2 separate regions of the Homo sapiens genome follow, and region 1 is linked to region 2. A link is a contact called in ENCODE Hi-C or POLR2A ChIA-PET data. All regions are on one chromosome and are shown on one strand. The core of a region is the stretch at or near the end of the contact, and the rest is flanking DNA. Distances in the headings are between cores, read along the strand shown.

Region 1 (4,446 bases), core at 1,391-3,890, 35 kb after region 2:
GAGCCCTCGGCCTCTTTGTGGCCAGCTTGGGTTGTTTGTCAGATGATGGCTGAGAGATGCACACTCAGGGGAGGGTGGCTCTGACCAGGAGCGCTCACATTTTCCATGCCAGGTGCCAGGCATCTCTCTCCTCTCCCACCCCAGGGGCAGCCAGGTTTAGGTCACCTGGCATGGAGGCAGACAGTTGATAGCCCGGTCCCTAAATTTGGGGCCTTTGAAGCCCTGGTGTTGCCTTTCAGTTCCCCTCCAAGGGTGAAATGGGAACTGGCTCACCGGCAACTTTTATGCCTAAGCAAGAAGCCTGCTGAGGAATTCCTGGTCTCCAGAAGCTCACCCTCAGGCCCAGGATTCTCTGGTCCAACAGCCTCCACTGTTGGTCGGTCAAACAAACGCCCTGGGATTCCCAGGAACATCCTGCTGCCTTCATCGTCCGCATACTAAATCATCAATCCAACGAGGCAGCCACTCGCCACACAGGGCCATTTAAGGTTACATTAAATTGATATTTATAGTATATAATATAAATTTCTATTAATAAAAATTAAATAAAAAATAACACTTTAGCCACCATTCTTATTTTTTATTGTCAGTAGAATTTTTTTTTTTTTTTTTTTTTTGAGAAAGGGTCTTGTTTCGTCACCCAGGCTGGAGTGCAATGGCACAATCTCTGCTCATTGCAGCCTTAACCTTCCAGGCTCAGGCAATCCTCCCACCTCAGCCCCACAAAGTGCTAGGATTACAGGCATGAGCCACCCGTGCCTGGCCAATTTTAGCCACCTTTCAAGTGCTCCATAGTCACACATGGCAAGTGGCTACTGTACTGGACAGCGCAGATAGAGAACATTTCCATATGCAGAACATTCTTTTGGACAGCACTGATCTATACAGCCAGAAATTCCAGTATCTTACAGACCATCTCTTCCTGCTACGAAGCCTTGAAGCTCCCTTGACCTTTCAAGTGAATTCATTTGAGTTCCCAAAATGCCACGGCCTGTTGGGACTGGAGGCCACCAGGCAAAGGATGCCTCCGAAGAGGTGTCCCCTGTAAAATTCACCATCACCATGGCCAGGCATGGTGGCTCATGCCTGTAATCCCAGCACTTTGGGAGGCTGAAGTGGGAGGATCACTTGATCCTGGAAGGTTGAGGCTACAGTGAGCTGAGATTGTGCCATTGCACTCTAGTCTGGGTGACAAAACAAGACCCTATCTCAAGAAAAAAAAAAAAAAAAAACTAATAAAAAATAAGAAAGGTGGCTAAAATTTTTATTTTATTTTTATTAACAGAAATTTATATGTGATATAATATAAACATCAATTTAATGTAACTTTAAATGGCCCTGTGTGGTGAGTGGCTGCTTTGTTGGATAGATGATTTAGTATGAGGATGATGAAGGCAGCAAGATGTTTCAGGGAAGCCCAGGGCGTTTGTTTGGCCGACCAACAGCAGAGGCTGTTGGAGCAGAGAATCCTGGGCCTGAGGGTGAGCTTCTGAGATGAACAATGGTGCTTACTTTTCTACACAGTGGAGAATGCAAGACCTGGGAGATTCATGGTGTGTGTAAATGTCAAGGCTTCATTCCATTTGCAAAGGATGGAACTTGGTGATATGGCTTGGCCGTGTCCCCACCCAGATCTTATCTTGAATTGTAGTTCCCATAATCCCCTTGTCTCATGGGAGGGACCTGGTAGGAGGTAATTGAATCATGGGGGCGGTTACTCTCATGCCATTCTCATCATGATAGTAAGTGAGATCTCATAAGATCAGATGGTTTTATAAGGGGCTTTTCTCCCTTTGCTCGGCACTTCTCTCTCCTGCCACCTTGTGAAGAAGGATGTGTTTGCTTCCGCTTCCACCATGATTGTAAGTTTCCTGAGGCCTTCCTAGCCATGTGGAACCGTGAGGCAATTAAACCTCTTTCCTTTAGGCCAGGTGCAGTGGCTCATGCCTGTAATCCCAGCACTTTGGGAGGCCAGGGCGGGCGGATCATGAGGTCAGGAGATTGAGACCATACTGGCTAACATGGTGAACCATCGTCTCTACTAAAAATACAAAAAATTAGCCGGGCGTGGTGGCGGGCGCCTGTCGTCGAAGCTACTCAGGAGGCTGAGGCAGGAGAATGGCGTGAACCCAGGAGGCGGAGCTTGCAGTGAGCAGAGATCGTGCCACTGCACTCCAGCCTGGGTGACAGAGCGAGACTCCGTCTCAAAAAAAAAAAAAACCTCTTTCCTTTATAAATTACCCAGTCTTGGGGATTTCTTCATAGTAGCATGAGAATGGACTAACACACTTGGTGTCCATTGGATTCATTTCAGCCATCAGCTTTGGCAGCCCAATGTGGCTGCTGGATGTGGAGTCCAGGGCTGGCAGAGGGAGGAAGGTGTAGGGCTGGGAGAATCACAGCTGGGGGTGGATTCTTCTAGACCTGCCCTACCCTGGGCTGAGGGTGAGAAATGCCTCTGAGAGCTGCAGAGAGAAGGGAAAATGATTTGTGTTTGTTTTTGCCTTTCTGTAGTACAGAGAGAAGGAGCACTTTGGGGAAAGAGGTTTAACCAGAAGCAGTTTCTTTTGGGAACAGGGGCAGTTCTTTACTCCCTGCCAGTTCCTGCAGGCAGGCAGCATGCCGGCCTGGCCTGCCGCCTCAACCCCTACCTGTCATGTGCTTGGCAAGTCTGACTCAAGTCCTTTTTTCCACTGCCTACCCCACCCGTCAAATTGCAGTTGCAACCTCTCATTTTTCTGCTGCCTAGATGATTAAAAAGCATGACTTAGTGGAAAAATGTTGACCTCCTTGGGGTCAGCCTCTGAAGCAGCTGTCAGAGATAAGATTGTGCTGGCAAATTACTCAGCAGCACTTTGCAAGGCTTTCTGTCTGTCTGTAAGGAAACCAGAAGCTGTTGGTTCTGGGTACTTTTTGTGTTTGGAGAGAGCTACAATTTTGAGGCCCAAATGGGTATAATCTGATAATAAAATAAGATCTCTGATGGAAGGGTTCGATTATTGTAGTAATTTTTAAAAATACAATTAATAGGCTTTGTAAACAAACAAACAAAAAAATTTAAACAGTGCTTGCTTCGAGCAATTCAGGGAGCAAAGTCCTCTGGCAGCTAAGCAGTATCAGAAGTTCAATTCTCAGACCTCTTGCAAGGTCTTAAAAGACTTAATTGTGGAGCTCTCGGTATGAATGGCGCTGTTTGGAATTATTTTAATTACTGTGTTCATATGACTCCCTCTTGCTTGGAGATTGGATGCTTACTGTAGTTCTTTTGAAACTGCTCCAAAGAGGACATTATAGTTTCAATTTTGCTTATGTCCTCAAAGTATTTTATCATCTTTATATTTGCCAAGAACTTGTACCCATCTAGTGAGACAAGAAGGTCACCTCATGTCTCAAAAGGAGAAACTGAGGTGTTTGGGGTTGAGAGGACTTGACCGGAGTTATACAATGGTGGTCAAGGACATAGTGAGCACCTGGGTTGTGTGGCTTAACCCATGCTATCAAGTGAACGCTTCATTTGAAGTCCTACAGGTCTGAGTTTGGATCCCAGTTCAGCTGCTTCCCAGGTGCGTGGCTTTGAGCAAGTCACATACCGTCTCTGTGCTTCAGGTTTCTTATCCACAAAATAGGGTTACAGTAGTCCCCGTTATCTCTGGGGGATACGTTCCAGGACACACAGTGGTTGCCTGAAACCACAGATAATACCAAACCCACATATGCTATGTTTTATCCTATACATCCATACCTGTGATAAAGGTTAATTTATAAATTAGACTCAATGTGAGATTAACAATGATAGCTAACAATAAAATAGAACAATTATAACACTATACTGCAACAAAAGCTATGTGAATGTGGTCTCTCTCTGTCTCTGTCTCTGTCTCACAATATCTTATTGTACCGTACCTACCTATCTTGGGATTGCAGTTGACCGTGGGTAACTGAAACCAAGAAAAGCAAAACTGTGGATAAGTTGGGGGGTGGTAACTAGAATTATTGTGAGGTTTGAGATTCTGCTCAGGAAAAATTTCATCCATCATCATCATCATTAGATTTTTTTCCTTATTTTAATGAAAGACCTGTTTCCAGCTTGAAGTGAAATCCAATGCTTCCCACCCCTCTCCTCCTCTTCGTCCTCTTCCTCCTCTCTTCCTCCTCCTCCTCCCCCTCCCCCCCTCCTCCTTTTGCTGGGCCTGCCCTGCTTGTCATGCCTTTTGCTTTTCCTTGGCTTAGGCTGTCATAGTTAGAATTGGGTTTTCACTCTCCCAGCCCTGACAATGTGGCCCTGGCACAGGTAGGCACAATCCTGGCAGTGAGGTCAGAGGGTGGAGGCAGGGCCAGGCTCTTCACAGGGCAGGTCCCCCTCTCCTCTTGACAGCTTATGGCGCTGTCTTGGATCCTGAAGGTTTAAAACAAGCATTGGGACTGGGAAGCTCACCTCCTGGGCTG
Region 2 (4,464 bases), core at 524-3,023:
AAAAACTCCAGGTCAATAAAAATATAAAAAGATGCTTACTTTCACTATTAAAGAAGTACAAATCCAAACAACAATGAGATACCATTCACACCCACCAGATAGCAAAAGTGTATGTCAATGCCAAGTGTTGGGAAAGATGTTAAATCATGGAGTCTCATTCACTGCTAGTGGAACTGTAAGTTGATCCAAGTACTCCAGAGAGCAATTTGGCAACAACTAATGAAGATGATCATGTCCAGAAATTCCACTCCTAGGCATATAGTCAAGAAGACATGTATTAAGATATTCACTGCAGTACTGGAAACAGCTTAAATGTCCATCCACAAGAGAATAATTAAATTGTATTAGAGTTATACAATGGAATACAACACAGTATGTGTCAGCATAGATAAAAATCTCACAATTGTAATGCTAAGGGAGAAATGAATATTGCAGAAGATAGTGATACTACAGATATGATTATACACTATATAAAATTTAAAAGCTGGCATAATAATCCTTTGCAATGTCTGTGATACATAAAAAATGTAGTAAAAATAGTAAAAGTATAAAAACACATGTGAAGATGATTAACACTGATCTCAAAACAGTGCTTAGCTCTGGGAAATGAGGGAAGAAAATGGGATGAGGGAGGTGTACAGAGAGGAACTCAATTGTATCGCTGATATTTACTTTCTTTGAAGTAAAAAGACATGAAGCAAATAAGGCAATGTGTTAATATTTGCTAAAGCTGATGTGGCCATCATTAGCGCTACCCACCAAATATTTCTGGCTCTCTGCCTGCCAGGCCCATAGTAGGATTCTATGTCCTCACCCATTTTGAATCAGGAGCAGCCTAGAGATTTGCCTTGGCCAATGAAATGTGACTGGAATTGACTTGTGTTTCTGGCCTCTTGAGCCAATGCACAAAAACTTTGGCCAACATGGCAGCCCAGAGACAAAGCTTCTGTCCTCCCCAGTCCCTGAGCAAGCATGACACCCCCAGGCAACCCTAGGAGGATGGGAGGATGGGAGGGAGATGAGTGCTGTCAGCCGCTGAGGTTTGGGGGTTGTTTGTTACTACAAGTCTACCCTGGAGAATAGAGCTGGAAAATGGGTCCACTCCTATTCACTGTATCAGTCTCTGATTTTATCTACATGTTGAAATATTATCAAAAACATTGTAATACTTTTAAATTGGACTGGCTTTCTATCTCTTCGTTCACGAAAATTCTCTGTACTGGCCTGCGCAAGGCCCCTCTCTTAATTTATTAACTTTTGTGTTTTCAGAAAGTGCCTCTGACTTGGGATGGAAGCAATGTGGAGCTGTAGGAGCCTCCTGGTAAAAAGGATGAATGGCAGAAATCATTGATTAAGCCCAGATTTCTGGGTGAGCCCAGATTTCCTCCAGTGCTGTCTGCTAGCATTTCCCATCAATCTGGGGACAGAAACCCAATGAGAAAATCTTAGCTTTTCTCCAGAGAAATGTAAGCAAGAATTTTGATGAATGCAACTGCCGTTGATTCTTTGTATGGCTTTTAGAAAGATCACTTCACCCTTTTTCCCACTTCTCTGCAGTTCACCTCTGGGAGAAATGTCAAGAAAACTTTCCCACACCTCATGGCTTCCAGGTTCCTTTTTAGGGCTGCCTGCAAGGCCCACAGGGAATAAAAGGCCCAGCAGGAGGTGGAGGAGGGGCAGCATGGTGAGAGAAGGAAGAGAAACTCCGTTCTTGGCCAGTTGTGCTCCGTACTGTGCAGACACACAGGCAGCGCCTGGAAGTCACCGAGAAATGCAATGCCTTTGAGAAGTTCCGTGGAAAGAATGACATCATGACCAGTCACTCCCCCACCCCACCTTTTTTCCAGTGGGAGTGAGAAATAAATAGACTGACACATTTTCCAGTCAGGGAGCCATTCTGGACAGCAAGTTTACCTTGGCACAGGAGCTCAGGTGGGGCTGTGAGAAACCTTATCTGTGCTTGCCTGGTAAACAAGGAGCCTGCAATCTCCCCGGAGTCTTGGCCACTGAGCAGGTGACTGCGGGAGGCAGGTGAGCAGAGCAGGTGAGCAAGGTGAGCCTCGGGCCCAGGAGCACGCTGTGTTAGGTAAATATTGCCTTAACTTGATTGATGGACTCACTAACTGTCTGTTTGTTGCCAAGAGAAATGCCATCACCGCCAAATTCAAAGGTAAAATTCCTGTCCCTTAAATCAAGGGTTCTCAAACTGTAGTGCGTTACTAGGTCACCTGGGGAATGCCATTAAAATGCAGGTTCTGATTCAGCAGGTTGGGATGGCTGAGAAAATTGCCTTTCTAACAAGCGGCTGGTGATGCCGAGGGTGCTGGTCTGTGGACCACTCTCTGAATTTGCAAAGTCTTAATGCTCAGATGACTGTATGCATTTTACACGGTCAAAATAGTTACTGATTAAGGAGCACTGATGCAGGCTGCAGGTGTCGTACCAGATGTTTGCTATCATCTCTTGTAACTCTTCACACCAACTCTGCAAGGTGGGTGTTATTATCCCCGCCCCCTCCTTGGCTGGCAAGGAAATTGAAGCTAAGAGAGGTTAATTCATGCATTATATGTGTAATTTCCAAAAGATTTCATTGCTACCTTCCCTCCTTTCACAGTGATCTGAAATAACCCAAAGACAAAAGATAATAAACGCCTGTGGTAGAGACGGGTGTTGTCTGCTTGTGGTGATCGGCCCTCTTGGCACCTGGAAATGAGTAATTTCGTCCGTACATTGTCAGGGCCAAGCTCAGGAATTCAGAAATCCTGGTTATCTAGGTTTGGCCTAGGAGGTCCTCTCTTCAAAAGAGAGAGTAGCTCCAAAAGGTGGACAAGACTGGTTTTTCAGATCCCTCTGGTGCTGATGTGTTCGCCCCTAGGACACGCAGTTGGAGAAAGTTCTTGATACCAGGAGGAGTTGCTTTGATGTGTCAGCTTGGAAAGAATGCCTCGTAAGGGCCATTCAGGACTCCAGGAGAGCAACAAAAACAAAAAAGCCCCAGCTCGTGGAAACATCAAAGTGAAGGCAAATATAACCAGACTGACCCACCTGGAGGTATTTAAATACCTTGAAGAATGGTGGTGTGTCCTTGCAAAACCCAGGCAGCTTTCAGGTAGAAACTTGAGTCATGTCTGGATCATAAGGAGTGAGGTGGCCCCACTGGCTGTCCCTGGCCACTCATTATAATCAGGAAAAAGTGAGGACAATGTGAGACTCTCCCTTGGAGAGTCTGAAAACTTGGAAGACCTGAATTTTGGTGACCACTCAACAAGTCAGTCTGCTCCAGGGACCCATTAACATTGCAACCTCATTCCTAGTGGTGCCAAGATGCAGCCATGATTTGTACTGCAGTGTGGGGAGGCCAGATTTGGGCCCTCCTGGAAGTCCACAGCAATTCCGTCCCTGGAAAGTTGTTGCACAGAGGAAAATACAGCGCCACGTCCCAAGACAAACTGAAGGCCTCCAAAGAAGACATAAGTAATTTTGTTCTTTATATTTTACATCTTTACAGAAAGTATCCGAGTTTACAAAAACCACATAAAATAGAACAAAGTTTAAAAAATAGAATATAGAGGGAAAGGAAAAATAATAGATAACAGAGGACAAAGCCCAGTGTGGCTGCTACCTTATTGCTGTAAGGTCCTGTACACTTTCAAATCAAACTCTGACTTCCCAACCCACAAAGCAAAAGTTAAAGAAATGCACGTACAGCACTGCACCCATGATAAGAAAAACCAGGCAGCTGCTGCAGAGAAGCACATCTATTCCTGATGCTGAGGCTCCCCATGGGGCCTCATGAGAAAGAATTGGAAGACACAGTGGAAGGCCACCAAGAGCATCCCCAACAACAGCCCTACCATACACCATAGGGAGTTTTCTGGGATGGAGTTTCCTGGGATGGTTCCTATGACATCCCAGTGCAGGCTACTGGCCATGCCAATGCCTGGTCCAGTGAGAACAATTATGGGAGACTCCAGAATGACCTCTGCTGAGCTGGCTTACACCTAGGACAAAAATCAGAGCAAAGAAACTGCTTTGGGAATCCGAGGGGCCCTGCCTCTCTGGGAATCTGAATTCGGGCTTCTCCCCAGGTCTTGTGCCAGCTTTGCTCTTTGCTTTGGGAGGGGAGTCCCTAGGGTTTCCAGCAAAGCTGCCGTCATTGAAGACAGAGGCACAGCACATAGCCCATGCACAGGCCAGGCCCATGGTCTTCCCACTGAGACCTCTAGCCACAGAATAGTCTCCAGTCGAGCAGAGGCTGAGGAGAAAGAGGGACTAAGTGCTGGTCCTGGGTTCACCAGTCACTGACAGTGGGAACCTCAGAAAGCCAACTCCTCTCTGTGGGCCTTAGTTCTGTCGCCTGCGAAGTGGAGCAGACGAGCTAGCATCGGATCTGTCCTTTTCCTGAGGATTCTCATGGCTGCAGAGCTCTTCAGTGCATGGCAAGCTGAAGAGAGGCAATGAAGC

The links. Hi-C counts contacts between places; a loop is a spot of excess contacts on that map. ChIA-PET counts read pairs that join two places held with the same protein, here RNA polymerase II (POLR2A). Pooled maps may share reads with other maps.
Region 1: a map of PC-9 shows a loop between it and region 2 (6-fold over the local background). The contact joins two enhancer-like sites. A Hi-C loop is called at or near these places in 5 of 168 maps with a recorded cell type or tissue (CD4-positive, alpha-beta memory T cell, Caco-2, PC-9 and 2 more) and 12 of 50 pooled maps. POLR2A ChIA-PET finds 5 or more read pairs at or near these places in 22 of 52 experiments (A673, BJ, CD4-positive, alpha-beta T cell and 16 more).

What each region holds. Positions count from the first base shown.
Region 1 is chr2:30,250,456-30,254,901 of GRCh38, forward strand. The region is part of intron 2 of LBH (LBH regulator of Wnt signaling pathway); the gene reads left to right. Among named protein-coding and RNA genes, the nearest start is that of LBH, 21 kb to the left of the region's middle. Within about 2 kb of position 2,641, at least 23 of the 41 ENCODE cell types and tissues checked have a DNase peak (open chromatin) inside an H3K27ac peak, as active enhancers do; they include PC-9 and ascending aorta, where a contact is called at or near this core.
Region 2 is chr2:30,216,063-30,220,526 of GRCh38, forward strand. No RefSeq gene overlaps it. Among named protein-coding and RNA genes, the nearest start is that of LBH, 13 kb to the right of the region's middle. RefSeq lists an enhancer at 1,879-3,078. Within about 2 kb of position 1,774, at least 11 of the 41 ENCODE cell types and tissues checked have a DNase peak (open chromatin) inside an H3K27ac peak, as active enhancers do; they include PC-9 and ascending aorta, where a contact is called at or near this core.